Regions from separate parts of the Homo sapiens genome. Here region 2 is linked to region 1. A link is an interaction called in ENCODE POLR2A ChIA-PET data of the cell type or tissue named here. Cell type or tissue: IMR-90. All regions are shown on one strand. Each heading gives the region's core, and the rest is flanking DNA. Links, peaks and the distances in the headings are about the cores only. Region 1 overlaps CRNKL1 (crooked neck pre-mRNA splicing factor 1). Region 2 overlaps RIN2 (Ras and Rab interactor 2).

What was found. Peaks named below come from ENCODE experiments on the same cell type or tissue, not always from the same donor. Only the 100,000 strongest peaks of a DNase experiment are listed, where the experiment ranks them.
Region 2: POLR2A ChIA-PET joins it to region 1 with 6 read pairs; 2 of 35 experiments call an interaction of 5 or more read pairs at or near these places.

The regions. Positions count from the first base shown.
Region 1 is chr20:20,037,106-20,040,018 of GRCh38, reverse strand. CRNKL1 (crooked neck pre-mRNA splicing factor 1) reads left to right here. Exons shown (of 14, transcript NM_001278628.2): 11 at 171-410; 12 at 1,569-1,670; 13 at 2,448-2,696. Among named protein-coding and RNA genes, the nearest start is that of CRNKL1, 14 kb to the left of the region's middle. In IMR-90, for the core only: no CTCF peak of the experiment used is centred there; a DNase peak (open chromatin) is centred at 1,838; H3K27ac peaks cover 475 bases.
Region 2 is chr20:19,946,434-19,949,346 of GRCh38, reverse strand. All of the region lies in intron 4 of RIN2 (Ras and Rab interactor 2), which reads right to left. Among named protein-coding and RNA genes, the nearest start is that of NAA20, 69 kb to the left of the region's middle. In IMR-90, for the core only: no CTCF peak of the experiment used is centred there; a DNase peak (open chromatin) is centred at 1,226; H3K27ac peaks cover 297 bases.

The DNA.
Region 1 (2,913 bases), core at 388-2,887:
CTTTTGTCAAGAACCAGTAAACATTGTGATACCACAGAGGGAAAGAATGGTAGGCCATGTTGACTTTGCAAGATTCTTCCTCAGCAGAGAACAGCCTCTAGGGCAGTGCAATAACTGCACAGATTAAATCCACTACAGTATCACAGTGGTCTGGTTATTTTATTTTCCAGGGAACTTCCATAGGCAAATGTCCAAAGAACAAATTATTTAAAGTTTACATAGAATTGGAGCTACAGCTTCGAGAATTTGACAGATGCCGGAAGCTTTATGAAAAGTTCCTGGAATTTGGACCTGAAAATTGTACCTCATGGATTAAATTCGCTGAATTAGAGACAATCCTTGGTGATATTGACAGAGCACGGGCAATCTATGAATTAGCCATCAGTCAGCCACGTTTAGACATGCCAGAGGTGAGCATCTCAAGTCAAATATAATTTTGTTTGAGATACGTGTTTAGTCTTACTTTAGATGACCATCTAAATGTGGGTGTATTTTAGAGTATAACGATGATCTAACTAACTTAGTCTCTTCTACTCAGATTAGGCTTGTACGTGGAAAGGTGGCTGTGGGGGACAGGGGAAGTAGCCCTCTCATTAGATACCAGAGCAGTAGACATCCAGGATGATGCCCAGGATGAACTGGGATATCATGGGGGTGGGTGACGCCCCTTCTGCAGCAGGAAAGCCTAAAGGGGCTGGGGAAGAGGCCAGGCAAGGAAGAAGCCAGCAGGCTGGCCCACCCGGAGAACGAGGGGGATGGAGGTAGGAACTGCACATCCCTGTATTCTCTAAACCAGGATGTCCTTGCAACTTCTGTTGTCACTGTCCTGAAAGTCCTCGCCTGCCTTCAGTAGTTAAGCTTGACCCACAAGGTAGCACCAAACCACAGCTAGGAAAGATTTGAATCTCACATGAGTCGTAGAACTCACCCAGCCGTTTTGTTAATCTCATGCACTAACATGACCCTGCATTTAATGGTTTGGCCCCCTGATTGCATTAATTAAGGCAGGGCTTTGGGTATCACTGAGTTCATCAGTTGTCCTCGGCTCCTCCACCAGACTGCCAGCTTTCAGGTGTCCATGCCACGGTTTATTCATCCTTATTCCCTGCCAGGCTGCACCGAGCCAGTGCGCACCTGTTCAGTGAATGCTTGTTGCACTGAACTCTCATAATAACAAGGAATGTACAGTAGAGGTAAGAACATGCATACTGGCTAACCTGGGCCTGTTTTCTCTCTGGACGCTCAATTGCGTGTGGCTAGAATATGGAGTACCTGGGAGATGCTTGGCAAGTTTCTCAGCTCTTGATAAGTCAAGCATTTGAAAAACTTCCAAAGAGAATCTCTAAGACTGAATCCAAGGCCCTTTTTCTGTAATCTGGAATTCTAGCCAAGTTTTGGCCAGCTTATAGATACCAATGTTATTTATCTTATCCACATGTGTTCTTTAGTTGTTCAGTAAAAATCCTATGTTCCTAGATGTAGGTTAGAGTGATACTTCAGCTGTGCTTTGGATGGGGGCATGCTGCTTTGTAAATGTCAAGACTGACCCATTTACTTTTCTTCCTTAGGTGCTTTGGAAATCATATATTGATTTTGAAATTGAGCAGGAAGAAACAGAAAGAACACGAAACCTTTACCGGCGGTTGCTTCAACGGACGCAGCATGTCAAGGTATCCTTGCTTTGTAGATGATCTTTCATTTTGCTTGAATCAGCAGTCCAGAAGAAAATGATATATTTCTGTATTTTAAGTGTTTGGGTTTTTGTTTTTTTTTTTTTTTTAATGACTTCCTTGCTTTTCAAGAGAAACGTGAGTCTCAGAGGACTTTGGAATGTTTGGAATGTTAAGTTTATACCAGGTCATTGTTTATGCTGCATGTGAGTAGCTTGGGTATCACAAGATTGAAAAAAAGTTAAACTATTTTTTTTTTTTTTGAGACGGAGTCTTGCTGTGTCTCTAGGCTGGAGTGCAGTGGCGTTATCTCGGCTCACTGCAACCTCCGCCTCCCAGGTTCAAGCAATTCTCCTGCCTCAGCCTCCAGAGTAGCTGGGACTAGAGACGCGCACCATAATGCCCAGGCTAATTTTTCTATTTTTAATAGAGACAGGGTTTCACCTGTTGGCCAGGATGGTCTCGATCTCTTGACCTCGTGATCTGCCCACCTCAGCCTCCCGAAGTGCTGGGATTACAGGCGTGAGCCACTGCACCCAGCCAAGTTAAACTCTTTTCAAGAGTTTAAGACTATGTCAGACATTTAATTGTAGAATGTAGAATCAAATATTTTCAGTGTTTATATTGAAGCATATATTCATTGTTTTCATCTGTGAAACATTAGTGATGCACACATTACTTTCCGATGTCATTAACTGGGAATTCGCTTTATTATTACTACATTATTATCTTCTGAGTGATATGGTTAATTTGGTTCAATAATAACTTTTTTTAAAGGTATGGATCAGCTTTGCTCAGTTTGAGTTGTCTTCAGGAAAAGAAGGAAGTTTGACTAAATGCAGACAAATTTATGAAGAAGCTAACAAAACCATGCGAAACTGTGAAGAAAAGGAAGAGAGACTTATGCTGCTGGAATCTTGGCGAAGTTTTGAAGAAGAATTTGGAACAGCTTCAGATAAGGAGAGAGTAGACAAACTCATGCCAGAGAAAGTCAAGAAGAGAAGAAAGGTCCAGACTGATGATGGGGTAAGAACTCTGCCCTGGGACTGTTCATCTCACGTCACATGAGTAGAAACACTTCTGACGTCGAAATGTGGACTTTTAAGTGGCATATGTACAATCTTAGAATGGAAGCAGACCACCTGGAGTAGGAGATGGTTGCAATCTGGCTGTTATGGAAACACGGGGTAGAACATATGGTCCAGTCAGAGGTGGAGAACGGGAAGGGGTTGGCAAAGGTGTT
Region 2 (2,913 bases), core at 191-2,690, 90 kb after region 1:
TCCTCTATGTGTGTAAAACCACACCTTCACTAAGCCGAGCAATTAGATTTTTATTTATTTATTTTGAGACGGAGTCTGGCTCTGTCACCCAGGCTGAAGTGCAATGGTGCAGTCTTGGCTCACTGCAACCTCTGCCTCCCAGGCTCAAGCGATTCTCCTGCCTCAGCTTCCTAAGTAGCTGGGATTACAGGCACACACCACCATGCCCAGCTAATGTTTGTATTTTTTTTAGTAGAGACGAGGTTTCACCACGTTGTCCAGGCTGGTCTGGAACTCCTGAACTCAGGCAATCCCCCGCCTTGGCCTCCCAAAGTGCTGGGATTACAGGCGTGAGCCACGGTGTACAGCCTAGATTTTTTTTTTTTTAAAGTAAAATTACGGCCTGGTGCAGTGGCCTGTACCTATAATCCCAGCATTTTCGGAGGCAGAAGGAGGTGGATTGCTTGAGCCTAGGAGGTTGAGGCTGCAGTGAGCTGTGATCATGCCACTACATTCGAGCCTGGGCAACAGAGTGAGACCTTGTCTCAATAAATAAATAAATAAAATTAAAATTAAAATCATTCAAGACAATCACTTTTGTCTGGGGCATACTTCCAAGTTGCCTTGGGGAGTGTTCCCGAGAAACTGGAGTTTTTAAATGGACAATTTAATATCATCTATGGTAAGATGTGCCTGATTTTTTTTAAGAACAAAAGTGATTTCAAACAAATATTTAAAATGTACTATGATTTTTCCACCAGCCTGGCCAACATGGTGAAACCCTGTCTTTACTAAAAGTACAAAAATTAACTGGGTGTGGTGGCGCGCTCCTGTAGTCCCAGCTACTCGGGAGGCTGAGGCATGAGAATGGCTTGAACCTGGGAGGCGGAGGTTGCAGTAAGCCGAGATCACGCCACTGCACTCCAGCCTGGGAGACAGATGGATACTGCGTCTCCAAAAAAATATGTATATGTATATATTTTTTTCCAGTCTATAGCAGACTGTTAGATCATAATTCAGCTAGGATGGGATTGGTTTAGTTAATTAACAATATCTGAAAACCCCTCATAGAATGAATGGCAAGTCCCCTATGGAGATAAATAAGGTGGTTGTGGCCCGTAAGTCAAATGATGCTTTCCTAGGGGAAGTTCCATAGTTCTCTGGCTCCCTTCCGTGTGTCTGTGCGAGCAGCTGTGTCTCAGCACTGTCAGTATCACATCTGCCTTGGAGCTGGAACCATCTGTGGTCTACCCTTGTGTTTTATCAAGGTACCCTGTTTGCTTCTACTTACATGAGTCATCTGGAGACACTGGGATGACTGGGTCAGCAGTTAGTTGGAGGAAGGATTATCACAGTTTCTCAAAAGCAGCTTGGCTTTCGGCTTGTATCTCAGTTCCCCAAACCCTGGCCCTAGACAGGACTTTCTCTCCCATGTCAGGCTCCACAAGGTATGGAGAACTCTCCTCTTGGAAGAGCAACACCTGCTTGCTTTGCCGGCTTTCCCAGGCCAATCCTGGTGGAATCTACAAGGACTGCCCCAGACCTGGGATTTGAAGGAGTGAGCGGCAGGCTCCGCCCATGTCTCTCCTTGCAAGTCTCACCTTTCTGGCCAGGCACTCCCTGAAAACAGTCTTTACGAAAAATCCTGGCTTTTCTTGAAGCCTGAGGGCTCGTTCCCTGAAGGTTTCCGGGAATCTCCTAGACTTTTATGAAAACAAAGTTTCTCATTGTTTACATGGTAAGTGTTTAATAAGTGGTTACAGAATGAAGACAATGGGCTAATTATCATGTGATAAGTTCTTATCAATAAACAAAAACAACAACAAAAGCAGAACTCAGGTTCCATATTACTTTTGACTCTGACTAAATTATGGTTTAAGATTCATTACCTTGTTTGTCTCCCAAACATAAAGAACTGTAGTTTTGCTACTAAGTGGAAAACTCAAAAACAAAATAAAGCTCTAATGGTGGAAAAGTGTAGGTTAATTTTGATATTTAAATTTTTAATTTTAAAAAATACTTTTTTAGAGATGGGGTCTTGCTGTGTTTCCCAGGCTGGTCTCAAACTCCTGGCCTTAAGTGATCCTCCTGCCTCAGCCTCAGCTTCCTGAGTAGCTGGGGCTACAGGCACAAGCCACCATGCCTAGCCCAATTTTGATATTTTGTAATATCTCAATGTTGTTAGAAACTGACAATGTTTCCCAAAAAGTGATGGATACATCAAGGTAATCCATGGAGGCATGGTTTTAATTTTAATGGCCATTACTTATTTTAATGGTTATATGTATTCAGTGTGTTTCCTAATTATGGTAAAGATACTGAATTTGCTTTTTTTTTTTTTTTTTAAGACAGTCTGACACCCAGGCTGGAGTGCAGTGGTACGATCTCGGCTCACTGCAACCTCCACCTCCTGGGTTCGAGCAATTCTCCCGCCTCAGCCTCCTGAGTAGCTGGGACTTTAGGCGTGCGCCACCACGTCCAGCTAATTTTTGTATTTTTAGTAGAGACAGAGTTTTGCTATGTTGGCCAGGCTGGTCTCGAACTCCTGACATCAGGTGATCCACCCACCTCGGCCTCCCAAAGTGCTGGGATTATAGGTGTGAGCCACCGCACCCAGCTGAATTTGCTTTTCCCTTTTTTTTTTTTTTTTTTTTGAGATAGAATCTTGCTCTGTCACCCAGGGCTGGAGTGCAGTGGTGACACAATCTCGGCTTACTGCAACCTCTGTCTCCCAGGTTCAGACAATTCTTGTGCCTCAACCTCCCGAGCAGCTAGGCAAGCGCCACCATGCCAGACTAATATGTGCATTTTTAGTAGAGACGGGGTTTCGCCATGTTGGCCATGCTGGTCTCGAACTCCTGGTCTCAATCAATCCTCCCACCTTGGCCTCTCAAAGTGGTGCTGGGATTCCAGGTGTGAACCCCGGCGCCGGCC